Linked DNA regions of Homo sapiens: all the other regions are linked to region 3. A link is a loop called in an ENCODE intact Hi-C map of the cell type or tissue named here. Cell type or tissue: PC-9. All regions are shown on one strand. Each heading gives the region's core, and the rest is flanking DNA. Links, peaks and the distances in the headings are about the cores only. Region 1 holds the start of POM121L2 (POM121 transmembrane nucleoporin like 2). Region 2 holds the start of TRR-ACG2-2 (tRNA-Arg (anticodon ACG) 2-2). Region 3 holds the start of TRI-AAT2-1 (tRNA-Ile (anticodon AAT) 2-1). Region 4 holds the start of TRQ-CTG2-1 (tRNA-Gln (anticodon CTG) 2-1). Region 5 has its middle 3.7 kb from the start of TRL-CAA2-1.

Region 1 (6,051 bases), core at 994-4,993, 370 kb before region 3:
TTGATGCAAGCCAGTTTGTGGATACTAGGGCAGAGGCAGGCAGAGGGCTGCCCATACCCCTGAAATTAGCAGTGCTGCTTCTAGGGGATATCTGTACAACACTGGAAAGGACCTGGGTAAACATGGTGACTGTATGCACAGTAGGAATTGTAGGATGGTGGTGTGGTGGGAAAATGAATCCTGTGGCTGGGGTGAAGTCGGCCCTGAAGGCCTGAGCAGTCCCAAGCAGGAAAGTGTCGCAAGTGGAAGGGACAGAATAAGTGTTGCCTACGGCACTGGTGACATTCACTACACCAAAATCCAAAGGTGGCTTAAAAACAGAGTCTTTAGATGTGCTGGCTAGGGTGGTGGACATGACCACAGAGGTGGCCTTGACCAGGCCATGGAAATGATGGGTAGAAGCATGAGTAAATGGAGGAGGGGTCTGCTTGGAGGAGAAAGGAGCTATCATGGGCGTAGTTTTAAGTGGATCTATGCTGCCAAAGATAGGCTTGAAGGTAGGAGTTAAGGTACCCTGAATTGTGGAAAGGGAAGAGATTGAAGATGCTGCAGCTGTGACTGAAATTCTGGAATATGAGGAGCTTCCAATCTCGCTGTTGTGCAGGGGCCCCAAAATCGGTTTTAACATGAGGTGAGCAGAAGTTGCATCAGGAGGTGCAGATGCAGAAAGATGGGATGTTGGGCTACTCACCATTCCAAGCAAAGTACTTTGGATGGTGGGTGGTGCAGGTGGGTCTGGGGGCATGGGAGACCTGTCAGCCTGAGAGGTTGAAGGCGGCCAGGTGGTGTCAGTAACTGGTAATGTGGGAGAGGTGGGGGTCAGCAGGATGAAAGTAGCTGTGGGCTTTGAGTCTGGAGAGGTGCCTGGAAGGAGCTCTGACTGTGAGCACCCAGGTGGGGTCGGTAGGCTGGGTGTCTTCAAAGGAGAATGGGCCACACTGGTTGCCTCTCCCGTGGACTGTGGAGAGGCCAGTGGACCTAGAGACTTCTGCATTTTTCTTAAGTTTTCCAACTGAGGATTTGCTCCCTGGGTTAGATCTGTTTCTGAAGAAGGCAGAGCAAGAGACAAGGAAGGCTGAATAGCAAGCCAAGTCTCAGGGAAAGGGTCTGTGTTGACCTCAGTTGTATCTTCTCCTGCGTTGTTGCTTACCTGTAGCTCAGCTTTCTTCCCCAAAGTCAAGTTCTCATCAGAGACTGCATAACCAAGCTGGGGAGGTGGGATCTCTGACACCAGGTTCTCAGGGCTAGACGGCAGCTGTGGAATCTTCTGGTTTTGCTGCCCAGAACTTTCAGATCCTCCTAGGGACTCAAAATCTGATACCAGTGGGACTGGAGAGGAAGGCCGATGACAACTTTTTTCCTTTTTTATTGGCCACTCTGGTGTCTCGAATGATACACTGGGAACACTTCTCTTCCAAGGGTCTGAGAAATTTCTGCAAGAGCTGTAAGAGCTGCCAATAGCATTCCTTTTGGAGCTGAGGGTGCCACCTCTGTATATGCTGGCCAAGGAGCTCATGGAGGAGCAATTGGGCCTCTTAGTCAAGCTGTGATCTGAGCCCCAGGAGTGGAGACTTCTCTTCAGCGGCCCAGGCCTGGGCACAAAAGAAGTGAGGGTTCCATTTTTCATCAGGGGCTTAAATGCCGATGGTCTGGTCTCTGGACTCCTTCTCTTACTGTCCAGACTCTCAGGGAATAGTGGTTCTTCCAACCTCCCTTTCCCTTTTCTGCACTCTCTGAGGGCCCTCAACACTGTCTCCTTTGAACATGGATCTGCGAGCTCCTCAGAGGGCGGGAGTCCTGCAAGGGCAATTACATCTTCAGGAGAAGTGGAAGGGGGCACTCTCTGGTCAGGAGGAGTGATCCTGATGGTCACTGGGCTCCAAATTGGCCTGGGATGTCGAAGAGACCAAATAGTCCGCTTTAAGTAACTTTCCCACCAGTCTGAAGGGAGAGGCCCCAGGGGGGAATTCTGGGACTTCTTCATGGGAAAGCGCCTCCAGGCCTCGTTGGCCAGCCACGTGGTTGGATTGGCAGGATCCAGGTTTGGCCGCCTCCTCACAGGTCTATACCGTGGGGCAGGGTGGGCGCGGTGGACGAACTGAACCCGATGAACTTGGTGAAGGGGCTGAGGTGGCCGGCGTTTCGTGGGCCTCTCGGGCAAGTCGGTGCGCACCTGGGCTGGGGACGAGGGCGAAAGTTCCAGTTTGCTCAGGAAACTGCCCATGAGGAGAGATGAGGCGCGGGCAGTGAGTTCAAGCACGGTTTTGGCTTCCGAGGTTTCGGACGTCTGCAGAATCGGACAGAGTCGAAGAGCGCAGTGTTCGGTTGACGGTTGGGATTCACGCGCTAGGAAAGCGCGAGTCTCAGGGTGCTTAGCACTCTCCAGGCCCGGCACCCGCGGGAACGGGGGACACGCGGGACTTCGGCAGTCCCAGTAACTTGCTTTGCTGTTCTGAGACCTCAGCGGGGCGGTCAGACCTCTGCTGTCTCCGCAGCGAGTTGCAGTACTTGGCGCGGGGAGAGGAACTCGAGAGGAAGCTCACTGCGCCTCGCCCCTGGCGTCGGCAGCGGCTGTCTGGGACCCTGTGGTCCGGATTCACCAAGTGGCGCAGAGCTGGAATCGAGTGGGTGCACAGTTTCCAGGCTCCGACTATTACTGGCCTCGAAGGTACAGGCTCAGGCGGCTCAGGGCCCCGGCGCAGATCTGTCGGCCCGCGGGATCCCCGGAGTCTGAGTGGGGAGCACTATCCGCACCCCGTAGAGTGAGTGCGGGCGGCTTTCGCAGGTGCTCAGGACTGGAGATCTGGACCGGTGGCTGTGCCGCCCGGATGGCATTTGTGGCACTAGCAGTCGGGAAAGCAGCTGATTGAGGATTTCCGCGTTTCTCTTTTTTTGCAGATCGTGACGCCGCCAGTAGGTGTCAGTCATTTGCCGCACAGCCACCTTTGAGATCCACCTGTGTCTCCCAGCGGCCGAATCCAGGTTTCCTTCCTATTCGCACTTGGAGAACTCATGCAGATTGCCGTCAGGAGTGGCCTCAGAGATCCGGAGTGGGCGAATGGGAAATCGCATCTTACGGCCCAGAACCTGAGCCCTCCACAAGCACTTGGCTCAGTCCCTTGCTCAGGCCACCTCCTGTTCTCTTCTGCTCTGTGAAAGACACTGTTAAGAGAATGAAAAGACACGCCACAGACTGGAGAAAATATTTGCATAATACGTATGTATCTGCTGAAGCACTGGTATACAAAATATACATAGAATGTTAAAACTCATAATAAGGTAAAAAATTAATGGGCAAAATATTTAAACAGAAACCCCGCCAAAGAAGATATGCAGATGGTAAACAGTATAAAAAGATGCCAAACATCATTGACATATGCTATATGTCAATATTTAGCTATATATAACTAAACATCAGTAAATACTTCTGATTGCAATTTAAACATCAGTAAGATACCATAATTGCAAATTAAACATCAGTAAGATATTACTACACACCATTCAATTGGCTAAAATTCAAAACACCACATGCTAAGGAGGAGGTGGAGTAACAGGTACTCTCATTCATTACTGATGAGAATGCAAAATGGTACAGCCACTTTGGAGGACAGTATGGCAATTTCTTACAAAGCTAAAACACAGTCCTACAATACAATTCAACCACCACAATCCACGTGTTTATCCAAATGAGCTTAAAGTGAATGTCCACATAAGGACCTGCATGTGAATGTTTATAGAAGTTTTATTCATAGTTGCCAAAAATTGGAAGCAACCAAGAAGTCCTTCAACAGGCAAATGAATAAACTGTGGCATAACCATACAATGGAATATTATTCAACACTAAAAAGAAATGCACTATCAAGTCACGAAAAGATATAGAGGAACCTAAAATCCATATTGCTAAGTGAATGGAACCATCTGAAAAGGCTACATATGACTTCAAATATATGACAATCTGGAAAAGGCAAAACAATAGAGATAGCAAACAGAGTGCAACCGTGGTTGCAGGAGAGGTGGTAAAGAAATGTGGGATACCATTAAGCACACCAACATACACAAAATGAAAGCACTAGGAAAGGAAAGAGAGAAAGGAGTAGAAAAAATTGTCAAAGAGAGTGGCTGAAAACTTCCCAATCTAATTGAAAAACATTAATCTACATGTCCAGAAAGCGCAACAAATTCTACATAGGATTATACAAAGAGTTCCACAAACAGACATGTCAAGTAAAAGCGCTGAAAGACAAAGACAAAGAGAAAATCTTGAAAGTAACAAGAGAAAAATGACTCATCACTTACAGAAGAACCCTAAACAAATTAACAACTGACTTCTCATGTGAAACAATGGAGGCCAGAGGCAGTGGGATAAGATATTCAGTGTTCAACAAAAAATACTGTCACCCCAAAGTTCTACATCTAACAAAGCTACCTTTCAAAAATGAAAGCAAAATAAAGACATTCCCACATAAACAAAAACAGAGAATTTGTTGTTAGAAGACCTGCCTTAGAAATACTAAAGGAAATTATTCAGACTGAAGGTGACACCATCTGGTAATTCAAACACACATTTAAAACAAGAGCACTGGTAAAGGTAATCACGCAATTATAAAAGACAGTATAAATGTGTTCTTATCTTAACTGATTCAAAAAGTAATTGTACAAAACAATATGCATATTATGTACAAAACCGTATGCTATGAGGGCCTATAGCGTATAGAAATGTAATATATCTGCTAATAACAGCACAAAGGAGGTGGGTGAGAAGAAAGCTGCACTGGGCTAAGGAAATAACTCCTGATAGTAAGACAAATTTATAGGAATAAATAAAGAAACCAGAAATGATAAATAATAAGATTAATATAGAATAAGCTATATATATATACACACACACAATTTTTTCTCCTTTTGTTTCTCTCACCTTATTTAAAACACATAAAATTATATAAATTAATAATTGTAATAATGTTAGGTTTGTAATATTTATAGTTGTAATATTTATAACAATAATATGATTAAAAGGGAGAAATAGGAGAAAGAGCTATATGGGATTGAGATTTTTATATCTCACTGGAATTAAGTTAGTATAAATCTGAAAGTGTTCTGATAAGGTATATGACAAATAAGTCCTAGGAATTATTGAATTATTTCCTCTGAAGAAATAATTCAAAATTTATAGTGGAAAAATCATCAAAGAAATTAAATGCTACAGTATAAAATATTTGCTTAATGCAAAAATGGAATATAGGAGGAATGGAAGAACCAAAAAGGCATGAGACATACAGAAAATAAAAAGTTAAATACCAGACAAATCCAAATATATCAGTAATAATAATGTTATATGTAAATATATTAAGCAATTGAATCAAAAGGCAGAGACTGTCAGGGTGGATAAAGAAACAGTATTCAGCTATCTTTTGTCTAGAGAAGACACCATTTACATTTAAAGATACAAGTAAATTGAAAGTAAAAGGATGGAAAACATATGTCATGCAAACTTCATCCAAAAAAAGCTGTAATGACTATACGAGTAGACAAAGTAGACTTTAAAACAAATAATGTTACTAGGGACAAATAAGGACAGAAAGGGCTAATCCATCAGGAAGATATCACAATTATAAACATCTATGCAATTAATAAGAGCACCAAAATACATAACGACAAAAGTGACAGAAATGAAGAGAAAAATAGACAATGCAAAAATAATAGTTGGAGTCCTCAGTGCCCCACTTTCAGTAATGAATAGAACAACTAAGAAATAGATCAGTAGGGAAATACAAGACTTGAAGAATGCTATAAACCAACTAGACCTAACAAATATTTATAGAATCTCCATTAAACAGCAGCAGAATGTACATTCTTCTCAAGAGCATATGGAACATTCTCTGAGATAGATCCTATGCTAGGTCATAAAACAAATCCAAATAAATTGAAAAGGATAGAAATAATGCAAAGTATGTTTGTCTGATCACAATGGAATGAAATCAGAAATCAAACACAGAGAGAAATTTAAAAATCCACAAATAAGTGGAAATTAAATTTCTAAATAGCCAGTGG
Region 2 (6,051 bases), core at 872-4,871, 470 kb before region 3:
CATCTGCATCAACAGGATGTTGTCCTGTGCTGGGACTGACAGGCTCCAAACAGGTATGGGAGGTGCCTTTGGAAAGCCCGCAGGGCACTGTGGCCAGGATTCTCATTGGCCAAGTTATCATGTCCATTCGCACCAAGCTGCAGAACAAGGAGCATGTGATTGAGGCCCTTCGCAGGGTCAAGTTCAAGTTCCCTGGCCGCCAGAAGGTCCACATTTCAAAGAAGGGGGGCTTCACCAAGTTCGATGCAGATGAATTTGAAGACATGGTGGCTGAGAAGCAGCTCATCCCAGATGGCTGTGGGATCAAGTACATCCCCGATCGTGGCCCTCTGGACAAGGGAGGGCTTTGCATTCATGAGGGCTTCCACTGTGCTGCCTCCTCTTAATACTCGCCGTAAATCCTACTTCCTGTCCAAAAAAAAAAGCAAAAACAAAAAAACAAAACCAACAAAAAAAGCAGTGAATAGAAATGAGGAAATTGAGACAAAAGGCGGATACACAACTTAGCCAAGGCTACAAGGAAGGAGTCGGGATAAAGGCGCTGTGCACTGTGGCTGCAATGGGGCCCAAAACTACCGAGCTTCTCACTTTCAGAGGAGAGGACCACCCACCCCCGTTTATAAATACTTTTGCATTTTCACATGCCTATTTCGCCTACATTGAGTCCTTAAATAATATTTAGCCAATTTATCTAATGATGACTGTTATAATTTAACTTTATATTTATATTAACTCCAAGTTTCTAGGTTGCTAAATGAATTTTGTTGTTAAAATGTTTACCATTTTTTTTCTTTTGAGACGGGCAGGGCGGGGGAGGGGTGGGGAGCAGCGCCGTGTCTCGCTATGTTGCCCAGGCTGTTCTCTAAATCTTGGGTTTAAGCGATCCTCCCGCCTAGGCCTCCCAAAGTGCTGGTGTGAGCCACTGTGCCCAGCCAAAATGTTTACCTTTCTTGAATTATTATATCAATTTACCTAATTTGGGGAAGGAAGATGTTTCTTTCTTTCTTTTTTCTTTTCTTTTTCTTTTTCTTTTTTTTTTTTTTTGAGACGGAGTATCATTCTTGTTGCCCAGGCTGGAGTGCAATGGCGCGATCTAGGCTCACTGCAACCTCTGCCTCCCGGGGTCAAGCGATTCTCCCGCGTCAGCCTCCCGAGCTGGATTACAGGCATGTGCCACCACGCCCGGCTAATTTTTGTGTGTGTTTTTGGTAGAGACGGGGCTTCACCATGTTGGCCAGGCTGGTGTCGAACTCCTGACCTCAGGTGATCCACCCACCTCGGCCTCCTGGAGTGCTGGGATTACAGGCGTTAGCCATCGCACCCAGCCTGAGACATGTTTCTTAAAATCTTTTCTGTTGCATAGAGTCTTATAATTACAGAGGAAATTACTTCCTCTGTAATGGTTTTGTGGTTATGGTTGTTTTGTTATGATTCTTTGGAGAATGAGATGGAAAACATATGATGTATACCCCAAGAATGTATTTTATTCCATTTTCTTTTTCATTATCTCAAAATTTTAAAGTATTTTGATCTCTACTGTTCCACACAAAGCATCAGTATCCAACATAAGTATATTAAAAAATGAAATTATTTAATGAATGAACAGATGAACCGACTGCATAAATTAATGAAGCTTTCACAAGTGCAATAGACACAAGGGGGCGGTGGCTCACGCTTCTAATCCCAGCACTTTGGGAGGCTGAGGTGGGCGGATCACCTGAGATCGGGAGTTCGAATCCAGCCTGACCAACATGGAGAAACTCTGTCTCTACTAAAAATACAAAATTAGACAGGCGTGGGTGGCGCATGCCTGTAATCCCAGCTACTCGGGAGGCTGAGTCAGGAGAATCGCTTGACCCCGGGAGACAAAGGTTGCGGTGAGCCGAGATTGCCCCATTGAACTCCAGCCTGGTCATCAAGAGCGAAACTCCATTTCAAAAAAAAAGAAAAAACGGAAAACACACAGGATGATATTTTTCTTTAAAAATTAAAAAAAAAAAAAAAAAAAAGGCCGGGCGCGGTGGCTCATGTCTGTAATCCAAGCACTTTGGGAGGCCGAGGCGCTCTGATCACCTTAGGTCAGGAGTTCGAGACCAGCCTGGCCGACATGGTGAAACCCCGTCTCTACTTAAAATACAAAAATTATCCGAGCGTGGTGGCAGGCGCCTGTATTACTAGCTACTCGGGAGGCTGAGGCAAGAGAATTGCTTGAACTCGGGAAGCGGAGGTTGCAGTGAGCCGAAATCGCGCCATTGCCCTCCAGCCTGGGGGACAAGAGCGAGAATTCGTGTGTGGGGGGGGGAAGAAAATAAGCCTCCGAGCCAGCCAGGAGTCGAACCTAGAATCTTCTGATCCGTAGTCAGACGCGTTATCCATTGCGCCACTGGCCCGTCGTTGTGGGTCTCTCGATTATCTATTCTTCATTAGGATCACTAAGAAAATAGTTGGTTTGCAATACAACCAGGCGTACATTGAACAAGACTGTGGATTCTAGCAAAGCGCGATTGTCTTTGTGGTCAATTTAAATAAGTTTCACTCCCTTCAGATATTTATATTTATAAAGAAATTTTCTGCTTTGGAACATCATGTACATAATAGAGTTACTGTCGTTGACATTTGTTTACTTGATGTGCCCACTTCTTTCTTTTTTTCTTTTCTTTTCGTTTTTTTTTCTTTATGAGACGGAGTCTCCTTCTGTCACCAAGGCTGGAGTGGAGTGGCGCGATCTCGGCTGACTGCAACCTCCGCCTCCCCGGCTCAAGCGATTCTCCTGCCTCAGCCTCTCGATGAGCTGGGATTACAGGCGCGCGCCACCACGCCAGGCTAATTTTTTGTGTTTTTAATAGAGACAGGGTTTCACCATGTTGGCCAGGCTGGTGTCGAACTCCTGACCTCAAGTGATCAACCTGCCTCCCAAAGTGCTGGGATTACAGGCGTAAGCCACGGCGCCCGGCCTGGGAGATGTTTCTTAATGTCTTTTCTGTTGCATAAAGTATGAAATTATTTTCTCTGTAAGGATTCTTTGGTTATGTTTCTTTTGTTATGGTTCTTTGGAGAATGAAATGGAAAACATATGATGTGTACCTCAAGAAAGTATTCCATTTTCTTTTTCATTATCTCAAAATTTTTAAAGTATTTGGATCTCTGATCACTGTTCCACACAAAGCATCAGTATCCAACACAAGTATGTTTAAAAAATGAAATTATTTAATGAATGAGCAGATGCACCGACTGCATAAATTAATGAAGCTTTCACAAGTGCAATAGACACAAGGGGGCGGTGGCTCACGCTTGTAATCCCAGCACTTTGGGAGGCCGAGGCGGGCGGATCACCTGATGTCAGGAGCTGGAGACCAGCCTGGCCGACATGGTGAAACCCCGTCTCTACTAAAAATACAAAAATCAGCCGGGAGTGGTGGCGCGCGCCTGTAATCCCAGATACTCAAGAGGCTGGGGCAGGAGAATCGCTTGAACCCGAGAGGCGGAGGTTGCAGTGAGCCGAGATCGCGCCAGTGCACTCTAGACTGGGCGAGAGAGCAGGACTCTGTCTCATTAAAAAACAAAAACAAAAACAAAAAGCGGGTACATCAATGATAGATAATCGACAGACGCAGACTGAGTGGCCAGTAGTCAAAAGCGCAACCGAGGGCCAGTGGCGCAATGGATAACGCGTCTGACTACGGATCAGAAGATTCTAGGTTCGACTCCTGGCTGGCTCGGGTGTTAATCTTGGCTTTTTTTTTTTTTTTTTTTAAGAAAAATATCCTGTGTGTTTTCAAACTGATGACAGAAACCGGTTCTTAAAGTCCTTTGAAAGAAAATTCATCTGATCTGGCTCTTCACCTTGCACCGTACTGCTGCACATCACAATCGTGACCTTTAAGTCTGGTTTAAAGTTAAGTATCAAACTGAAATTTGAGACCTTAAGTCTCTTCGGAAATTGCTTTTTTTCTTTTTTTTTTTGAGACGGAGTCTCGCTCTGTCGCCCAGGCTGGAGCGCACTGGCTGCATCTCGGCACACTGCAACCTCTGCCTCCCGGGTTCAAGCAATTCTCCTGCCTCAGCCTCCCAAATAGCTGGTACTACAGGCTGACGCCGCCAGGCCTGGCTAATTTTTTGTATTTTAGTAGAGACAGGGGTTTCACCGTGTTGCCCAGGCTGGTCGCAAACTCCAGATCTCAGGCAATTCGCCCTCCTTGGCCTCCCCAAAGTGCTGGGATTACAGGCGTGAGCCACCGCGCCCGGCCTGGAAATTGCATTTTTTAAATCTCCCCTTTCTTTTTTTTTCCCAACTGATACTGAGAAATGGGTTGGTTCAAAGAGATCTCTGGAAAGACAACTCAAAAAATTCAAACATTCGACAACAAAAAGAAGTAAAGTTCTAGGCCGGGCATGGTGGCTCACGTCTGTAATCCCAGCACTTTGAGAGGCCGAGGAGGGCGGATCACCTGAGGTCAGGAGTTCGAGACCAGCCTGGCCAACACAGCTCTACTAAGCATGGCTCTACTAAAAATACAAAAATTAGCCAGACATGGTAATGCGCGCCTGTAATCCCAGCTACTCGGAAAGTTGAGGCAGGAGAATCTCTTGAACCCGGGAGGTGGAGGTTGTAGTTAGCCGAGATGGCGCCACTGCACTCCAGCCTGGGCTGTAGAGCGAGACACTGTCTCAAAATAAATAAATAAAATAAAATAAAATAAAGTTACAATACGTGCTACAAAGTGAATGAACCTTGAAAATATTATGCTAAGGAAAAGAAGCCAAACACGAAAAGCTACATATTGTATGATTCAATTTATAGAAAATGTCTAGAATAGACAAATCTGTAAAGGTAGAAAGTGTTAATATTTGCCAGGGGCTGGAGAAAGAGGGGAATGAGTACGGAGTTTGTTTGGGATGATGAGAATGGTTTGAAATTAGATAATGGTGATAGTTGCACAAGTCTGTGAATACACTAAAAAGCAGTGAATTGTACACCTTCAAAAGTTGGATTTTATGTTATGTTAATTATATCTTAATTTTTTAAATCCAAATTTAAAAAACAATATTGACCTACCGACTTTTTTTCTTTTCTTTTGAGTCTGGATCTCCCTTTGTCGCCCAGGCTGGAGTGCAGTGGCTCCATCTCGGCTTACTGCAACGTCCGCCTCCAGGTGTAAGCCATTCTCGTGCCTCAGCCTCCGGAATAGCTGTGACTACAGGTGTCCGCCGCCACCCCCGGCTAATTTTTGTATTTTTAGGCGGGGCGTGGTGGCTCACGCCTGTAATGCCAGCACTTTGGGAGGCCGAGGCGGGCGGATCACTTGAGGTCAGGAGTTTGAGACCAGCCTGACCAACGTGGTGAAACCCTGTCTCTGTTAAAAATACAAAAATTAGCCAAGCGTGGTTGTGGGCGCCAGTAATCCCAGCTACCCGGGAGGCTGAGGCAGGAGAATCGCTTGAACCCGGGAGGCAGAGGTTGCAGGGAGCCGAGATCGCGCGACTGCACTCCAGCTCGGCCCACAAGAGCGAAACCCGCCAAAAACAAAACAAAACAAAACAAAACAAAACAAAAAAGTAGAAAGGAAGGAAGGAAATTTTGAGTAGAGACGGGGTTTCGCCATGTTGGTCAGGTTGGTCTCGAACTCCTGAACTGAAGTGATCCGCCCGCCTCAGCCTCCCAAAGTACAGGGGTTACAGGCCTGAGCTACCGCGACCGACCGACATTTTTCTTTTTTCTTTTTTTTACTTTGTTTTTGTTTTTGTTTTTTTGGTTTTTTGTTTTTTTCAGACGGAGTGTTGCCCTGTTGCCCAGGCTGGACTGGAGTGCAGTAGCAGGATGTCAACTCACTGCAGCCTCTGTCTCCCGATTTCCAGCGATTCTCCTGCCTCAGCCTCCCGGGTAGCTGGGATTACAGCAGTATGCCACCGCGCTCGGCTAATTTCTTATTTATTTATTTATTTATTTTTGGTATATTTAGTAGAGATGGGGTTTCGCCATTTTGGCCATTATGGTCTCGAACTCCTGACCTCAGGTGATCCGTCCGCCTCGGCCTCCCAAAGAGCTGGGAT
Region 3 (6,051 bases), core at 661-4,660:
ACAATAGGACAAATATTGTGTCTTAAAGTTATCATGAATTAGGAATGCTTGCCATGAAACTGTTGGCATTTCCCGCTTCTCGCCTAATGTACCTCCTGTTTTCTAGCAAGGCTTTTAAAAGCCTGAGTATTACAGCATTTATTGGGTGTAAATTCAGTTGCACCGGGTGAAATTACAAAATGTGTAAGGTACAGAAATCAAGGCCCCGCTGGGATTCGAACCCAGGATCTCCTGTTTACTAGACAGGCGCTTTAACCAGCTAAGCCACGGAGCCACAGCCGAGAAAGCCCTCGATCGTATACTACTTGAAAACTATTTCACACTTCCGTAATTTGCAACAATCCCAGCAACTAGTTTGTTAGGTGACTTCACAACAAAAATAGACATTCAGGTCTCAGTGAAAACCAAATAATTTTATTTTGAAAGGATTAATTCATAGGCTGGATTGAAATGACTATTTCCCCTTGAAAAGTTGTCCCGGCCCGGCGCGGTGGCTCACACCTGTAATCCGAGCATTTTGGGAGGCTGAGGCGGGCGGATCACCTGAGGTCAGGAGTTCCAGAACAGACTGGCCAACATGGCGAAACCCCGTCTCTACTAAAAGTACAAAAATTTGCCGGCGTGGTGGCGGGCGCCTGTAATCCCAGCTACTCAGGAGGCTGAGGCAAGAGAATCGCTTGAACCTGGGAGGTGGAGGTTGCAGTGAGCCGAGATCATGCCACTGCACTCCCACTCCAGGCTGGGCGACAAGAGCGAGACTCTGTCTAAAAAAAAAAAAAAAAAGAAAGAAAAAGAAAAAAATAAAAGAAAAGAAAAGTTGTTCCAACATGGATACCGCTAGACTCACTATAGGCTCTGGTGGCCAGGTAGGGACTTTTGCTGAACCTCAAAGGAAAAATGAATTGACTCTTTATTAACCGTCATTTTGTTTTAACCACACCTGTTCTCTTCTCTGTTAGTGTGGAGAAGCAGGGGTTATTGGTGGAAGATTAGCACATGTCTGACACGTGGTTGCTGTAGGAAAAGAACTATGAGGATATGTGGTGCATCTATCAGATCCCCCCCTCCTATCGCTTCTCGGCCGTTTGGCTAAGATCAAGTGTAGATTCACCACCCGGGCCCCCCACGCCCAGGTGGTGGCACTCATTCCTCAACTACAGGAATATTAACTACTGATGGCTCATGTCTGGGTCCGACTCTGGAACCTACCTTCAGTGGAAGGGAAGTCACTTGCTCCAAGTCACACCCCACCACTGGAGCAGCTCAAATCCCATGACTGTTGATGGAGGAATATATAGGTCTGCCCTTCCCGCCTCCCCACTATAATTAAGGACATTTGTGAAGGACCATTCCAGATTTATATACACCTGTGAGATGGGCTGGACGTATGTTGCGCCTGTATTGAATTCAGCTTCTGTCTTTTCTCAGTCCTGCTCACCTCACCCTCTCACAGATGCTGATTTTGAGAGCGTCCCCAATGAACTTCCCGCACACAAATCGCCATCTCAGTGTCTGTTTCCTAGGGAACTGACCGATGACAAAAAGCAAGTGACTGATGCCTACGGTGGTCTCTTGAGGTCAAAGTAAGTCTAAATGTGGCCCAGTCTTTCAGGAATCATTTACCATAACAAGTGTCCTAGTAAAACAACAATGATAATAATAATCTGTGCCACAAACTTTGAGCATTTTCACTACAGAACAAAACAAACGAAGACATCTACTAGTTGATTAAAAAGATGTACAGGCCGGGCACGGTGGCTCACGCCTGTAATCGCGGCACTTTGGGAGGCCGAGGCGGGCGGATCACTTGAGATCAGGAGTTCAAGACCAGCCTGGCCAACATGAAACACTGTCTCTACTAAAAATACAAAAATTAGCCTGGCGTGGCGGCTCGCACTTGTAATCCTAGCTACTCGGGAGGCTGAGGAACGAAAATCGCTTGACCCGGGAGGCGGAGTTTGCAGTGAGCCAAGATCACACCACTGCAATCTAGCCTGGGCAACAGAGCGACACTCTGTCAAAAAATAAATTAATTAAATAAACAAAAATAAAATAGGGCCGGGCACGGTGGCTCACGCCTGTAATCCCAGCACTTTGGGAGGCCGAGAAGGGTGGATCACGAGGTCAGGAAATCGAAACCATCCTGACAAACACGGTGAAACCCAGTCTGTACTAAAAATACAAAAAATTAGCCGGGCATGGTGGCGGGCGCCTGTAGTCCCAGCTACTCCGGAGGCTGAGGCAGGAGAATGGCGTGAACCTGGGAGGCGGAGCTTGCAGTGGGCCAAGATCGCACCACCGCACTTCAGCCTGGGCGACAGAGCGAGACTCCGTCTCAAAAAAAAAAAAAAAAAAAAAAAAAAAAGTGCAACTTTAGTGAAAGGAGCTGAAGGACACGAAAATGTGATTTATTATTTATGATGTTAAACTAATTTTAATTTTTCATATTCAAAGAGTTGAAATGTAAAGTTAGAAAATAAATGGCAAATTTGTCTAGTCAAAGGATATGATTCTCATTTCTAAGGCGAAGACATGAATATAAAGCATTAAACACATATACTAATAGTGCATATCCAAGATAAGACTTTACAATTTATATATATAAATAAGTGTATGCATATACGTCTAAATAGAGGGGGAGGGCATAAGGAGGGCATTTAAAATGTACATAGGCCAATTAACTTTTGAAAATATTACTACCCTTAACTAACAGAAACAGTCGTGGTAGGAAGAGGGGGAAAGTAGAAACTTGTCAAAAAACAGACAGTAAATCATGAATTAGCTGCTCCAGTGGCCCCTTCCTGGGTTGTCACCTGCCAGCAAGAGCATCAGGCTCCGTCTGGAAGCGGGGCACCTCTCAGGGGCAAATGTTTCACGCCTGCTTCCTCTGAGTTGTCGAATCCGGGCCTCGCCTCCTCCTCCCTTTTCAGATCATAGGATTTCTCTCCCCCGCAAATAATGGCCCTTACTTCGTAAACACGCTGGCTCCGTAATCCCTATTATTGTTTTGGGGGTTTGGTTCTGTCCAGGGAGGAGGTGAGGGCAGATGCTCAAGAGAGGCTGTCCCCACCGTCCTTTTGTCTCAGCGAACCGCAGTCCGCGCCCGAGCGCCACTAGCTGTCCTGGGACGGGAACTGCAGCGGCAAGTGTGTGACTTTCTTGAGCCCGGAGCCACAGGCCTGGGAAGCGCCGCTGAGACTTCAGGGTCGTAGTGACAGAGGAACCACCCGAGGCTAGGCGGGGAGAGGGTGCAGTTTCCGGATCCCGAAGGCTTCGAGAAGAGCCGACCTGTCTGGAAGGGTCTCCAAGAACAGAGAGGACTCTGCAACCATCACTCGGGAGCCGCGTCCTTTCATCCTTGAGACAGCTCCGTGGTCCAACGGTTCCCCGATCCGCTGGCCGAGATCTCAAGCTTGGATGCAACTTCGGATTCGCCCCAGGCAGGAGGAAGGAAGCCCCGATTGGAAACGTTGACTTGAATCTTCTCGGATCAGAATTAGCAGGTTAAGAAAAACTGTTTCCCCGTAAGAAGCAGGGTTCTTTGGTGTTCAATGTGGAGCTCCGCCACTCCCAGCCCGGGTGAAGGAAAACTGGGAAACAGAATGAATGTGATTATCTATTCGAAGATAAATTTCCACAAAGCATGCCGTTTGATAGTAGCTTATAATGTGGAAGTAAGGCATCCTGTCATCCGGCCGGTTAGCTCAGTTGGTTAGAGCGTGGTGCTAATAACGCCAAGGTCGCGGGTTCGATCCCCGTACTGGCCAAGTATTCTCTGTGGCTTTTATCACCAGAATGGATAGTAACCCAGACATCGATCTAAACGTGTACCTGTGTGTTTCTCCAGGCTTAACTTTGCCCCGAGAAAACGGATCTGTGAATTTGGTGCGCCCTCGCTTACTCGACAGCGGTTAATTTGAACGGGGACGTTTCTTTCCGCTGCCTCCAAGGCATACCCACATCCTACCCGTAAAACAAAGGGGCTATAGGCACCTTACAGTGACAGAGGTACGTTACGGTTGGAGGCTTTTGTGATTTTTGTCCTCCTCTGCCCCGGGGAAATTTTCTTGGAGTAAAATACTGAATTATTTGATTACTTCCAAAAAAAAAAAAAAAAACGCATGTAAAACCACCCACCGTTTGTATCACTCATGCTGGGTCATTCCGTTTTCTTCATTTCAGTCTAAGAGAAAACAAGATTATAAAGTGAGAAAGAAAAATTTTCAAAAACTTCAACGATAACAATGACAAAGATCTTTGTTTTATATACTCTGAACGCTTATTCCAATGTGAACAGGATACATACCTTTAAAAATATTTTTCTAATTTAAGAGTTTTTTAAAAAATAAATAACACCTTATTATTATACAAAGAAACATTTTAAAGACAATTTAAAAAGATATAGTAAAAAGTTCTCTTTTCTTTCTTTCTTTTTTTTTTTTTTTTTTTTTTTTTTTTTTTTGAGACAGAGTCTTGCTCTGTAGCCCAGGCTGGAGTGCAGTGGGCCGATCTTGGCTCACTGCAGCCCCTGTCTCCCAGGTTCAAGCTATTCTCCTGCCTCAGCCTCCCGAGTAGCTGGGATTATAGGCGTGCAGCACCATGTCTGGCTAATTTTTGTATTTTTAGTAGAGACGGGGTTTCGCCATGTTGGCCAGACTGGTCTCGAACTCCTAAGCTCAGGCGATCCACCCACCTCGGCCTCACAAAGTGCTGGGATTACAGGCGTGAGCCACGCTGCCTGGCCTTTCCTTCCATTTTTATTCTTCATCAGCTCAATTCTCACCACCACCTACTATAGGTAAACTCTGTCCTTAATTTCTCATATATCCCTACTGGGTTTCTTTATTTAAATACTGCATTTATATTGATTATTTTTTCTTCTTTTTCACACAAAAGAGAGCTTAGTTATTTACTCGTTGTTCTGCATTTACACTTTTTCTTAATGTATCTTAGATGTTTTAAATTGCACTTTTCAACTTTGTACACTGTTAAAAGCAGAGCTTATTTGGGAGGCCTAGGCGGGTGGATCACGAGGTCAGGAGATAAAGACCATCCAGCCAACATGGTGAAACCCTGTCTCTACTAAAAATACAAAAATTAACCGGGTGTGGCAGCACGCGCCTGTAGTCCCAGCTACTCGGGAGGCTGAGGCAGGAGAATTGCTTGAACCAGGGAGGCCGAGGCTCCAGTGAGCCAAGATCATGCCACTGCATTCCAGCCTAGGCGACAGAGCGAGACTCCATCTGAAAAAAAAAAAAAATCAGCTTATTTTCAAATGAGTTGATCCTACTAGCCAGGAATTGAATATAGATACTTCTTGTCCACTGTACAAAGTACAGGCTTTTTCATCGTAGGAAAGAGGGTGGTGAAGACGATACCCTTAATTTTCTCTTATAAGGTGAACAAAGCACTTTCTTTCCTAGACCATATGATCATCAAAGAGGTTTGAATATGGGCTCCCAAGCTGTACAATAATCAAAGGAAATTATATATAATTTCAACAAACATTTATTGATCTCTCACTCTTCGGTGTGGCAATCCGCTGTCTCTAGTGAAAAGATATGAAGGAAATAATGTTAAGTAACAAACTAGAGTACAAAAATATGTGTGTGCATGAATATTATATATGTATATATGTGTGTGTGTGCATATGTGTGTGTGTGTGTGTGTGTATATATATATATAGATATAGATATAGATTTTTTTTAGACACTGTAGCTCTATTGCCCAGGCTGGAGTGCAGTGGCATGATCTTGGCCAACTGCAACTGTGCCCAGCTGAAAGCCACTCCATCTTGGATGGTAACCCACCATATTGACTTCTGATTAACCCCAGTTCTGGGAATGCCTCTAAGATTTCTACTTTGAGGTACAATAAATCCTGCAATTAGGTGAAAACAACCTTGGTGTTATTGTAACCACATACTTACCATACACAAATCCTGCCCTTAGGCTAGGCGCGGTATGTCATGCCTATAATCCCAACACTTTGGGAGGCCGAGGTGGGCAGATTACTTGAGGTCCAGAGTTTGAGACCTGCCTGGCCAACATG
Region 4 (6,051 bases), core at 1,141-5,140, 140 kb before region 3:
TTGGGAATGGTCTCGCGTCCTTCACCAGAACTGACGGGAATTATATTTACCTGAAGAGTCAGAGACCTCTTCAGAGTCATCTTTTCCAGTTAGGACAGAAACAAGCTCCCTCCTCAGCTAGCACGCCCGCTCCAGTCCGGTTTTAGCCGTTCCTTCGGAAGAGTAAGTCAGTTGAATGTCATCGAAGAAGCTCCTGATTTAGATTTTAACTGTACGTAAACGCAGATGACCCCCCACTCTCGTGCCTTCATTTAATTCCCGTTGCTTCTCCCATGGGTATTCAGAGGCTTGAGGTTGCTTGGACTCTCAATTCAATACTCCCTTTCTGCGGGTTCGTGAGAATTAGGTGTGAACGTGGTGTCCGCGGATTTCAGCAGCTAGCGGGCAAGCTCCAGCGCCCAGAAACTTTGAGTCGCTTGTCTAGGAGTCCTGTGTTGAATTGCAACACTATGCACTATGTTCTGGTTATTGATGTGCTCTGAATGAGCTCTTTCGTTCGTGAGCAGAGGCCCTGACGAGACTGAAGACCAACTATTTCCGAGCGCTCCACTCAACCATTATAAGTTCACCCCAGCCGTCAGCGATGGCGTAGGTAGGTAGTCGTGGCCGAGTGGTTAAGGCGATGGACTTGAAATCCATTGGGGTTTCCCCGCGCAGGTTCGAATCCTGCCGACTACGGTTTTACCAGGTGCAGTTCCCGCCTTTCCTCAAAACTTACCCAAATTCTTGTACTCCATTTGCTGCTCTCCTACACAATCCTCCCACTGCATATTCAGATAATATCCTCTTTACTCAGTGAATGGAGACTACCTTATGTTGCCGTTACTTCAAAACTGGTATATATCCCTGTGATCACAGCCAGCAAGACTTCAGCCTCTCCTGCACCAAATAGCGCCTTGGTATACTCATAACTACTGTCAACTCAAAAGAAGTCAGGATTCACAAAAAGCTTTACCACTAACAGGTAATTTTCATTAAATACTTAGTACGTTCCAAGATATGAGTTAAGCACCAACAGCATATTTTTATCTGCATTTTACAGATGAAGAAACTACCCAATGCTGCACAATGAAATGATATTTTAACTGAGGACTTCCAGATGGGGTCGTGAATTCAAGTTTTGTAAATTCCACTGGGGGCACCCCCCAAATTATCAAGTTGTTAGCAGATTCAGGGTTAGATTTATTAGTACCCAAAACGGATAAATAGCAGGTCATATTTTTCAAGTACTTACTACACATCACCATCAAGGTCTTTACATGGCTTATAATTTGTAAATCCTCACAACATAGTCATTATACAGACTGGAAGGTCCACAGGCATATACATATGGCCAAGGTCTCACAGCGAGAGGGCAGTAAGTTGTAACTTGAATTCATCTCTTGATTTTGGCTCCAAGACCCCGGCACCCAACAGGCGTCTCAGTCTTCTACCTGTACTGGGAATTAACACCACCTACCTCCTATCATTCAGAGTTGGTTCACTATTCTGACTTCATCCTGTCTCTACTGGTAATGAGTCCACAAAGTGGTATGATTTAAGCCGCTGGGTTTAGCCTGGGGTGTAATATTGCTGCCCATGGGGTGTTTGACGCTTGAGTTATCTATCTATCTATCTATCCATCTATCTATCTATCTATCTATCGTAAATAAACTTTATTTATCTGTTTCTCAGAGATGACACTGCCAATAATCACAGATTTGCATACGATACTTTGATGCAGGGCGTACCGCTCATCAGTCTACGGGAGTTTGTCTGTTTTTGAGTAGGGTGTTTCTTAACAGTTTATAAAGAGCTTGCCAACATTAGACCATTTAAGCTACTGAACACTAAAGCCTGATAGCAAAAAATACTTTTTCAGCCAACAGCATTTGGATGCACAGTACGACTGGTTTGACAGAAAGGTAAAAGACTATCTTCGCCACAGAGATGGAGAGAAATTGTACTTATGCTGCATATATTAGAAGTAAGTGAGGTAAAAACAACAACGACAAAAAAAAAAAAAAGAAAAGAAAAACAACTCTACAAAGGAAAGAATTACAAAGTTGCCCAGATTTTGCATTCGTAGTAATTAAAATCTCTGCTCTCCTGCATAAAGACCCAAAGAGCAGATTCTGTTTATCAGCACTTCCTACTTCCTCCATCATGTTCAGGGGACAAAATGTTTCCGTGGACTTCACAAATTATTGAAAGAAACAATCCCTTCAGGACGGGCCCGATGGCTCACTCCTGTAATCCCAGTACTTTGGGAGATAGAAGCGGAAGGATAGCCTGAGCCCAGGAGTTCGAGACCATCCTGGGCATAACAGCGAAAACCCTGTCTCCCTCCAAAAAACAAACAAACAAAAATTTCGCTGCTGTGGTGGGGCGCACCTGTCGTCCTAGCTACCTGAGATCACCTGAGCCTGGGGAGGTCGAGGCTGTAGTGAGCTGTGATCCCGGAAAGTGGATTCTATTCCGCCTCCTTACCCAGAGGCAGATATATTGGGACTTGCATAGCTTCTAGGCCGTTTGACTAAGATCAAGTGTGCTATCGGGAGTTGTAGGAATTCATGGAATATATCAGGCCGAAAATTGATTTTGGTAATTTATGTAGAGAGCGTTTTCCCTGGGGAAAACAAAAGGTCCAGGAAGAGGATATATACATATATCTTCGAGCAGGTTCCACCGAGACTTGAACTCGGATCGCTGGATTCAGAGTCCAGAGTGCTAACCATTACACCATGGAACCCCTCTTGGTACGCTTCACCCAAATATTGCTCATGCTGGGTTATAGGCATTCTACTAAACGCATTTAATGTATCAAAGCAAAAATCCTTAGTTTATGCCCACTCAGAACACCCTTTCAAAGAAAACCCTGGGGGATCTATTTATTTATTTTTGCCGATTACATTGATCCATAAAGTCTCCCTTTCCCCTAACCCTCAATTAACTCAGAAACTTGGTGGTCCTGAGCCTTGCTTTCTTCATTAAGAAAAATTGAGCGACTTTTATACGTACCTGAACTGGACCGAACTTCTTCTATGCTTTCTGCAATTTAATGCTTAAAAGCTAGATTAAGTGGACGCTTCTAGTCCCCCATAAAAACGGGGAAATTAAGTCTTGGAGAACTCATGTCTTATCTGCAACTCTACTCAATTTCAGACACGGGATATTTTTCTCCACATAGGTGAGTTATCAGGTTTATTGCCTCTAGGAAAACAACCTTTAATATCTTGATTCCAGGGAATTCACAAAATAATTGAAGGTTCCGTGCGATCGACTGAGAATTATTTAAATTTGGCCTTCTCTCTATCAGGAAAACTAGTTGTAACAGTTAAGAAAAAAAATTACTCAAGTGAAATTAAGCATAAAGCTGCTAAAAAAAAAACTCTTTAAATTGAGGCTGCGTGATTCACTAACCTCAATATTGTAAATTGGAGGCAAATCTGCACCCACGCATGAAGCTATAATTCTGGTCAAACCGGTTCCCTGTGTCTCCCTGGTCTCGGAGAGGTTATGATGATACAATTTTGGGAGACTATAGACAGCCATTTCTAGGTCAGGTGGAGTCAGCTAGGTTAAGAACGAGGCTCTTAGCCGGGCGTGTTGGTGGGAGCCTGTAGTCCCAGCTACTCGGAAGGCTGAGGCAGGGGAATGGCGTGAATCCAAGAGGCGGAGCTTGCAGTGAGCTGAGATCGCGCCACTGCACTCCAGCCTGGGCGACATAGCGAGACTCAGTCTCAAAAAAAAAAAAAAAAAAAAAAAAAAAGAACGAGGCTCATTTTAAAGCAGGGTTTGATTGGAACCTTTACTGCAACTTCTACTCAGCATCATCCAGAGTTTCTCATAAGATAAATTGTATTTGAATTATATTTTCATAATTTGTTTTGAGGAAGGAAACATGTAAAAGTATGTCTAAGTAACAGTATTTATTTAAAGTCCCAGTGGATATTCTAAAGCCTGTAAAAATTGAACTCAAGATTTTTTTCTCCTAGGCTTTTCTTATTGCAGTTGCTCATTTGGAGGTAGTGTCCGGGATTTCCAAATTATAGCTGTTACATAAGTCATTCTCCATCCAGAATTTCTGGCTTCTAGGACATAAAGAGATGAAGAGGCCGGGCACGGTGGCTCACGCCTGTAATCCCAATACTTTGGGAGGCCGAGGCGGGCGGATCACGAGGTCAGGAATTCGAGACCAGCCTGACCAAAATGGTGAAACCCCGTCTCTACTAAAAACACAAAAATTAGCCGGGCGTGCTGGCGCACGCCTGTAATCCCAGCTACTCAGGAGGCTGAGACAGGAGAATCCCTTGAATCCAGGAGGCGGAGGTTGCAGTGAGCCGAGATAGTGTCACTGCACTCCAACCTGGGCAAAATCGCGCCGCTGCACTCCAGCCTGGGCAACAGAGCGAGACTCAATCTCAAAAAAAAAAAAAAGAGATGGAGAAAAAAAAAATCCAGGAGTTCATGGAAGTAAAAGGAGGAGCAGATAAAACCACAATTATAGTGTAATATTTTAGTGTAATATGCCTCTCTGAAAAACTAATAAAAGCATAAATGGAAAATAACTGTAAAGCAAAATAATGCAGTTCATATAACATACATATATAGAGAACAGTGCACATATCGACTTCAGGATTCAAACTTTTTTCAAACATACATCGAATTATCTCAAATTTGACATTTTACCGGACCATAAAGCAATGCTCCAAAAACATAACAGGGTTAGATACATGCTATTATTTCACAGCAATAAAACTGTGTCAGAAATCAAAACATAAAAATTAAAAATTGTATTTATTTGCAAAATGATAAAAACACTTCTAAATAATTCATGGTTTAAAGAAAAAATATCCATCAAAATTAGGACCTATTTTGAAATAAATGATAATAAAAATAGTACATATCAAAATATGTAGTATGCAGCTAGAAATGCACTAAGAAATCCTTAAATACTATAGTATATAAATAAAATAAGATTAGTGATCTAAGCATGTATTACATGAAATTAGTGACCAATCAATAATTTACTCCCAAGAGAATTTTAGAGAAAGAAATAATGAGGCAAAGAGCAGATATTAATGCATTATTAATGCAAACAACAGACATTAATACGAAATAGAGATGATCAACAACGTCAATAAAGTGGCCATCTTTTTATCTTTTTTGATTTTTATTGTGATAAAATACACAAAACATAAAAGTTATAACTTTAACCGTTTGTAAGTGTACAGTTAAGTGGCATTAAGTATGTTGCATTATTGTGCAGCCATCCCCACCATCTATCTCCAGAAATTTTTACATCTTCCCTATACCTGTTAACCAATAAGTCCCCATTTCCCCTGCATTTTTAGTAACAATAATATCAGGTTTTTGGAAAGAGATTGATAAACTCATTAAAAAATAATATGGAAGTGAAAAGGACTAAAGTAGCCTAACTCATCTTGAAAAAGGAAAGCAAAGTTAGCAGACTTACTTTACCAAACAGAAAGATAGAAAGGTAACATAATTTTTAAAAACATGACATTGCCCAAAGATAGACAATACCACGACGTAGAATCCAGTCTTTGAATAAATGGTGAATATCTAAAAGAAAAAAAAAGTGATCAGATAATTATCTACAAGGAAAAAAATTAAATTTACCTCTTTCACATTATCCTCTAAGCCATTTCCAGATTGACTGTAGATCTGAATATAAAAGTAAGCAAACAAAGCTTGTAGAATACAACATCGGGGAATATCTTTATGACTTTGACCCAAGGAAATATTTTCTAGACTTGATGCTAAAAGCGTTAGTCATAAAGGGCAATCCTTCCCGTCTAGATCTTCAAGTCCTTCAGTTCTGAGAATTTTTCTTATATTTCTTGGTAAAATTATCCTCCATTTTTCCTTTGTCTTGCTGGAACTCCCAGTAATGAGATGATATTGAATCTCTGGAATGGGTTGTTCAATTTTCTTTCCACTACTATTTTCCATCTTTGATGTTTTCCTACTGTTTTTGAAGTAGTTCTAAACTGTAACTTCCAAATTTTTCATTAAATGTTTTTCTTTTCCCCTGCTACTTTATTC
Region 5 (6,051 bases), core at 755-4,754, 78 kb before region 3:
CTCTCTAGAGCTCTCAGATGCTTTTCTGCAAATATTACCCACTGTGGGAGGCAACAGCTATTTCTTTTTTGAGACGAAGTCTCGCTCTTGTCCCCCAGTCTGGAGTGCAATGGCGCGATCTCGGCTCACTGCAACCTCCGCCTCCTGGGTTCAAGCGATTCTCCTGCCTCAGCCTCCCGAGTAGCTGGGATTACAGGTGCGTACCACCACGCCCAGCTAATTTTTTGTATTTTAAGTAGAGACGGGGTTTAAACATGTTGGCCAGGCTGGTCTCGAACTCCTGACCTCAGGTGATCCACCCGCCTTGGCCTGCCAAAGTGCTGGGATTACAGGGGTAAGCCGCCGCGCCCGGCCGGCAACAGTTATTTCTAAAGATAAGAGTGTACATTTTATGACTGAAAAATACGTTTCTAGGACTGTGAAAATGAAATCATCAAAAAAAAAAAAAAAAGAAAAGAAAGAAAAAGAAAAAGAACCTTGTTGCAATGGTTTTTCTAGGATTGAACTGTGAAAGAGAGAAACAATTTAAAATTCTAGTAGCAAGGAGTGCCACTGAGTTTCTATAATTAAACTATAAGGGCCTAAACGGATGGTACACAAATTTGAAGAATCTCGCTCTATTGCCCAGGCTGGAGTGCAGCGGCGCAACCTCGGCTCACCGCAACTTCCGCCTCCCAGGTTCAAGCAATTATCTTGCCTCAGCCTCCCGAGTAGCTGGGATTACAGGCGCCTGCCACCATGCCCTGCTAATTTTTGTATTTTTAGTAGAGATGGGGCTTCACCACGTTGGCCAGGCTGGTCTCAAGAGATCCGCCCACCTCGGCCTCCCAAAGTGCTGGGATTACAGGCGTGAGCCACCGCGCCTGGCCTGGAGAGTTATCATTTTTAAATTTGTAATTTCCTCATCTGTTACTCTAAAATTAAACGGGAAACATCTCTTTTTAAAATTGGATTACTGTTTGTAGATTTTAATCTTTTCAATGCAACTATACTTTTCCTATATACTAAGTGCAATTCAATCATATGCAAAATTGGCAGTATATATTTTAATATATGCACATGTTGAATATTTGCACTAGTAGTTCCCTATTCCTGTTGAAGTCTATGTATACATTTTCTGTGGAAATGAAAACCTCTAAATGTAGGTTAAAAATATTTGAGATAGACCGGGTGGGGTGGCTCACGCCTGTAATCCCAGCACTTTGGGAGGCCGAGGTGGGTGGATCACCTGAGGTCAGGAGTTCAAGACCAGCCTGGCCAACATGGTGAATCCCCATCTCTACTTAAAAAATACAAAAAATTAGCTGGGCATGGTGGTACGCACCTGTAATCCCAGCTACTCGGGAGGCTGAGACAGGAGAATCGCTTGAACCCAGGAGGCGGAGGTTGCAGTGAGCCAAGATCGTGCCATTGCACTCCAGACTGGGGAGCAAGAGCGAGACTTCGTGTCAAAAAAAAAAAAAAAAAAATTGGGATACCTGACAGTGAATAATATAAAAATGTAATGTGAATCTGAAATTGCAACTGAAATATGTCTTAATCCAATTGTCTTTTATACACTGCTTCTTGTGAGGCACAGTATAGTCAATGTTTCATGAACTTCTGGGCAGTATATTTTCTAAAAACCTCCTTAATATTTATTTTATTTTCTCTAATCTTTCTTTACAAGTTAGGAAGAAATTGAATCTGAAGTGATAGGGGCTTCTGAGTGGTTAGGGTTCAGCCATAAAAAAATACTTGAGACAGACGGTATTTTCCAAAGATGGCCACACCAACATATCTCATCACACGTTGTCTTATTTTAATACAATTTTGACACATTTCCTTGAGGGGTGGGGGTCTACATTCCCTTCCCTTGAATCTGGATAGGCCTGTAACCATGATGGAAGTGATACACCAAGACTTCCAATGTTAGGTCATAAAACGTGGTAGAGGCTTCCACCAGCTTTCTCTCAAGACATCTGCCCTCAGAACTCAGTCATGGCGCTCTGAGAAGGCCTAAACTAGGACATAGGAGCAGAACACATGGAGAAAAATTAAGGCCTCCGGTCCATAGCCAGCAGCAACTGCCAGGCATGTGAGTGAATGATTCTTCAGATTATTTCTAGCCACCAGCTTCCCTCCATTTTTTGGGACAGGGTCTTGCTCTGTCACCGAGGCTGGAGTGCAATGGTATGCACATGGCTCAGTGCAGCCTCACCCTCCTGGGCTCAAGCAGTTCTCCCACCTTAGTCTCCTGAGTAGCTGGAACTACAGGCATGCACCACCATGCCCAGCTAATTTTTAAAAAATTTTTGAAGAGATGGGGTTTTGCCATGTTGGCCAGGCTGGTCTTGAATTCTGGGCTTAAAGGATCCTTCCACCTTGGCCTCCCAAAGTGCTGGGATTACAAGTGTGAGCCACCATGCCCAGCCTTCAGCAACCAGCCTTATAGTCTTCCAGTTGAGTCCTAAGAAATCATGGAGCAGAGACAAGCTGTCCCCACTGTTTTCTGCTCACATTCCTGACCAACACATCTGTGAGAGAGAATAAATGATAATTGTTGTTTAAGTTAAGCCATTGCATTTTAGTATGATTTGTTATGTAACAATAGTTAGGTATGTATCAGTCTTGGTGCAATCAGGAGAGAGAAATTACACAGTTATTTGAACATAGAAGTGACCTCACCTGGGGCTGAAACAAAGCACTAAAAGAAGTGCCCTCTACCTCTCACCCCACCCCTGGCTAAGATCCAGACCTTGTTGGGGAGAGCATGGCTGTGACTCACGGAATAGCAGAGAAATGCTCATGGTGCTATGCCAGCAGAATTTGCTTGAAATCTGTCCTCTGGAATTTTTTGGAAATTAATCTTCAAGGGTTTCTTGAAAAGCTCTTCGTGGAGAGGTCTCTCACTGAGGGCACTCTACTACAAAACACTCAAAGAAGATGCCAGGGAAAATTAGTTGTTGCTGGGTGCTGCAGGAGACTGATGCAGGGGAAAGGCATGCGTGATGTAGGAGCTAGGCACTGGGGAAGCAGCAGGCCAAGTAATACATGGGAAGAAAGAAGCAAAACTCACTTTCTTCCGCAATGTCTCTCCACTGCCCTCTACTGACAAAGCTTCAATGCCAATTGGCAAAAGAAAACCAAGGACTCAAGATTCATTTCCACGAAGCAGGCAAAAAGGGTGAATTTGGAGCTGAGAGGCAATAAATCCTGAATGGGTACAAGCAAATGCAGATTTTCTTACTTAAAAATGGGATACTGCCATAATTAATAAATTCTGAACCATGTGACTTTGGGACTTGACAGCAAGTGGAAACTGAAAAGACCTTGAGGAGAATATGAGTAAAAACACCTGAAGACAACTGCTGCCTGTCACTAAGTCCCAAAGTCAGTGATGCTTAATGGAGAGTGTGGAAAATGTTACTAGAAGCTGGAAGAAACCGGACTTTTGTTATCTAGAGACAGAAAGTTTAGCAACACTGTTGTGAAAATGTGGAAAGTAGGCCGGACGCGGTGGCTCACACCTGTAATCCCAGCACTTTTGGAGGCCTAGGTGGGTGGATCACCTAAGGTCAGGAGTTTGAGACCAGCCTGGTTAACATGGTGAAACCCCGTCTCTACTAAAAATACAAAATTAGCTGGGTGTGGTGTCACATGCCTGTAATCCCAGCTACTCAGGAGGCTGAGGCAGGAGAATCGCTTGAACCTGATGGGGGTGAGGAGCGAGGTTGCAGTGAGCCAAGATCACACCATTGCACTCCAGCCTGGGCAACAAGAGTGAAACTCTGTCTCAAAAAAAGAAAAGAAAAGAAAGAAAATGTGGAAAGTAGAAAATATACCTAATGAATTTGAAAGAAAGAAAGAGTGGAAAGTAGAAAATATACCTAATGAATTAAAGAAAGAAAGAAAGAAAGAAAAAAGAAAAGAAAGAAAGAAAGAAAGAAAGAAAGAAAGAAAGAAAGAAAGAAAGAAAGAAAGAAAGAAAGAAAAAGAAAAAAGAAAGAAAGAGGCTGGGAGCTGTGGCTCACGCCTGTAGTCCCAGCACTTTGGGAGGTCAAAGTGGGCAGATCACGAGGTCAGGAGATCGAGACCATCCTGGCTAACATGGTGAAACCCCGTCTGTACTAAAAATACAAAAAAAAATTAGCCTGGCATGGTGGCGGGCACCTGTAGTCCCCGCTACTTGGGAGGCTGAGGCAGGAGAATGGCATGAACCCGGGAGGTGAAGCTTGCAGTGAGCCGAGATCAAGCCACTGCACTCCAGCCTAGGTGACAGAGTGAGACTCCATATCAAAAAAAAAAAAAAAAAAAAAGAAAGAAAGAAAGAAAATGTGGAAAGTAGAAAATATACCTAACGATTTTGCTTATTTAGCTAAGGTTATTTCCAGGCAATATATTGAAGATGCCACCTGGCTTTTTCTAGCTGCCTATAGTAAAATAAGAGAGCAGGGAGATAAACTAAAGAAAGAATACTTTAGGACTTGTTGGATATTCAAAAATAAAACTGCTTCTCATTACCAGCCTGTCAAGATGACAGATAATGCTGTAATTAAGAAAAGGCTTTGATTCTGCTGAGAGAAAGAGAGAAGAAAAGAAAAGGCTTCTGCCACGGCACATTAGCTGGAAAAAAAAAAAAAGTCTTCTAGGAAAACATCAGACCCAAGGCATTGTCAGCAAAACATGGTCTAAAGATGAAGCCAAGGGCATGACTTTATTGCTCTATTCTTTTGTTCTGTACCTTTCATTCTGTATGCACTGATAACTTTGAGTTCTTTGTTGTTCTTCTGGAGGATGATTAGAACTTCCATGTCTTTCCATATGTTTGTTGTTTATGTGATATAAGTGTGAGGAGTCGGAACCAACTACAGACTGCTTGGGCTAACAATTTTTCTCTATTCTGTACAAGTTGCCCCTTACATGCAAGCATGGCCTGGAGTGGGGTGGGATATAAATTTGGGGTTTAGATATCTACAGAAAGCAGAGAGCTAGGCATACTTTCCTCCACCATAATCATGTGCTGGAGGCTCCATCAGCCTCCTCTTTGGATGGTAAAGTACTTATTTCTCTTTATTTACCTAAGCAGGTTATAAAGACAGTCTCTTTCCCATACAAGTGAGCTTCATGGCCCAATTGCTCTTCTGTTCTGACTTTTCTTGGAACTGAGATAAAATGCCTCATTTATAGAATCCCTGACATTCTTGCCAATGAACTTCCCTAACCACTTTACTTTCCAAGCTCTTTGAACCCAGTTTCAGTTATTTTATTTATTTATTTATTTATTTATTTATTTATTTATTTAGAGACAGGGTCTCACTCTGTTGCCCAGGCTGGAGTACAGTGGCACAATCTCCACTCATTTCAACCTCTGCCTCCTGGGTTCAAGCAATTGTCCAGCCTCAACCTCTCGAGTAGCTGGGAGTACAGGCATGTGCCACCATGCTTGGCTAACTTTTGTATTTTTGTATTTTTTTGAGACAGAGTTTCACTCTTGTTGCCCAGGCTAGAGTGCAATGGTGAGATCTTGGCTCACTGCAACCTCTGCCTCCCGGGTTCAAGCGATTCTCCTTACAGGTGCCTGCCACTAAGCCTGGCTAATTTTTTGTATTTTTAGTAGAGACAGGGTTTCACCATAGTGGCCAGGCTGGTCTTGAACTCCTTGCCTCAAGTGATCCTCCCGCCTGGATCTCCCAAAGTGCTGCAATTACAGGTGTGAGCCACCACGCCTCACCCTAGTTTCAGTTATTTATGCCTGGCTAGAAATGCATCTATGTCTCCTCGGCTCCTGCGGCCCCCTTTTCATCCTACAAAGAAGGAGGCAAAAGTACTTGTTCCACAAAATTTTACCTATTAGGTATTTCAAAGGTCAACACAGTTAGTATTACAATAGCCTCATCAGGCATTAGCTGTAAGGACAAATGCTATGAATTTTAGTTGAGTCTTGTTTATCAGGCACTGGCCACCAAAATTTACAAAATCAGAATCTTCTTTTTGCTTTTTATGTAAACTCTTAGTCCAACAGAACCAGTTAGCTGTCTACTGATCCAAGGTAGTACTAATGTATGTAGA

Evidence for each region. Peaks named below come from ENCODE experiments on the same cell type or tissue, not always from the same donor. Only the 100,000 strongest peaks of a DNase experiment are listed, where the experiment ranks them.
Region 1: it touches region 3 in a loop (7-fold over the local background); 11 of 110 quality-filtered maps call a loop at or near these places.
Region 2: it touches region 3 in a loop (2.8-fold over the local background); 2 of 110 quality-filtered maps call a loop at or near these places.
Region 4: a loop joins it to region 3, with 2.4 times the contacts of the local background. A loop is called at or near these places in 13 of 110 quality-filtered maps.
Region 5: a loop joins it to region 3, with 3 times the contacts of the local background. A loop is called at or near these places in 17 of 110 quality-filtered maps.

What each region holds. Positions count from the first base shown.
Region 1 is chr6:27,309,947-27,315,997 of GRCh38, forward strand. It overlaps POM121L2 (POM121 transmembrane nucleoporin like 2), which reads right to left and starts at 2,327. Exons shown (of 1, transcript NM_033482.4): 1 at 1-2,327. The coding sequence starts at 2,224. LOC105375107 reads left to right here and starts at 2,223. Exons shown (of 3, transcript XM_011515048.2): 1 at 2,223-2,246; 2 at 2,377-2,668; 3 at 2,899-3,790. The coding sequence starts at 2,223. The coding sequence ends at 3,266. RefSeq lists a silencer at 2,384-2,678. In PC-9, for the core only: CTCF peaks have their summits at 2,904 (motif pointing right) and 2,907 (motif pointing right); a DNase peak (open chromatin) is centred at 2,925; H3K4me3 peaks cover 1,173 bases; H3K27me3 peaks cover 257 bases.
Region 2 is chr6:27,211,527-27,217,577 of GRCh38, forward strand. It overlaps TRR-ACG2-2 (tRNA-Arg (anticodon ACG) 2-2), which reads right to left and starts at 2,390; the gene lies at 2,318-2,390. TRR-ACG2-3 (tRNA-Arg (anticodon ACG) 2-3) reads left to right here and starts at 3,647; the gene lies at 3,647-3,719. It also overlaps the pseudogene RPL10P2. RefSeq lists an enhancer at 3,617-4,117. In PC-9, for the core only: CTCF peaks have their summits at 1,616 (motif pointing right), 1,819, 3,223 and 3,429; DNase peaks (open chromatin) are centred at 1,765, 2,385, 3,315 and 3,715; H3K4me3 peaks cover 2,881 bases; H3K27ac peaks cover 1,185 bases.
Region 3 is chr6:27,684,495-27,690,545 of GRCh38, forward strand. It overlaps TRI-AAT2-1 (tRNA-Ile (anticodon AAT) 2-1), which reads left to right and starts at 3,694; the gene lies at 3,694-3,767. TRT-AGT2-2 (tRNA-Thr (anticodon AGT) 2-2) reads right to left here and starts at 274; the gene lies at 201-274. RefSeq lists silencers at 157-296, 3,661-3,940, a cis regulatory region at 2,780-4,168 and an enhancer at 3,421-3,500. In PC-9, for the core only: CTCF peaks have their summits at 3,081 and 3,286; DNase peaks (open chromatin) are centred at 3,127, 3,457 and 3,787; H3K4me3 peaks cover 1,807 bases; H3K27ac peaks cover 385 bases.
Region 4 is chr6:27,545,093-27,551,143 of GRCh38, forward strand. TRQ-CTG2-1 (tRNA-Gln (anticodon CTG) 2-1) reads right to left here and starts at 2,731; the gene lies at 2,660-2,731. TRS-TGA2-1 (tRNA-Ser (anticodon TGA) 2-1) reads left to right here and starts at 597; the gene lies at 597-678. RefSeq lists enhancers at 305-444, 465-514 and a silencer at 615-744. In PC-9, for the core only: no CTCF peak of the experiment used is centred there; DNase peaks (open chromatin) are centred at 2,679 and 3,489; H3K4me3 peaks cover 2,549 bases; H3K27ac peaks cover 1,879 bases.
Region 5 is chr6:27,606,388-27,612,438 of GRCh38, forward strand. No RefSeq gene overlaps it. Among named protein-coding and RNA genes, the nearest start is that of TRL-CAA2-1, 3.7 kb to the left of the region's middle. In PC-9, for the core only: CTCF peaks have their summits at 3,077 (motif pointing left) and 3,277; a DNase peak (open chromatin) is centred at 2,734.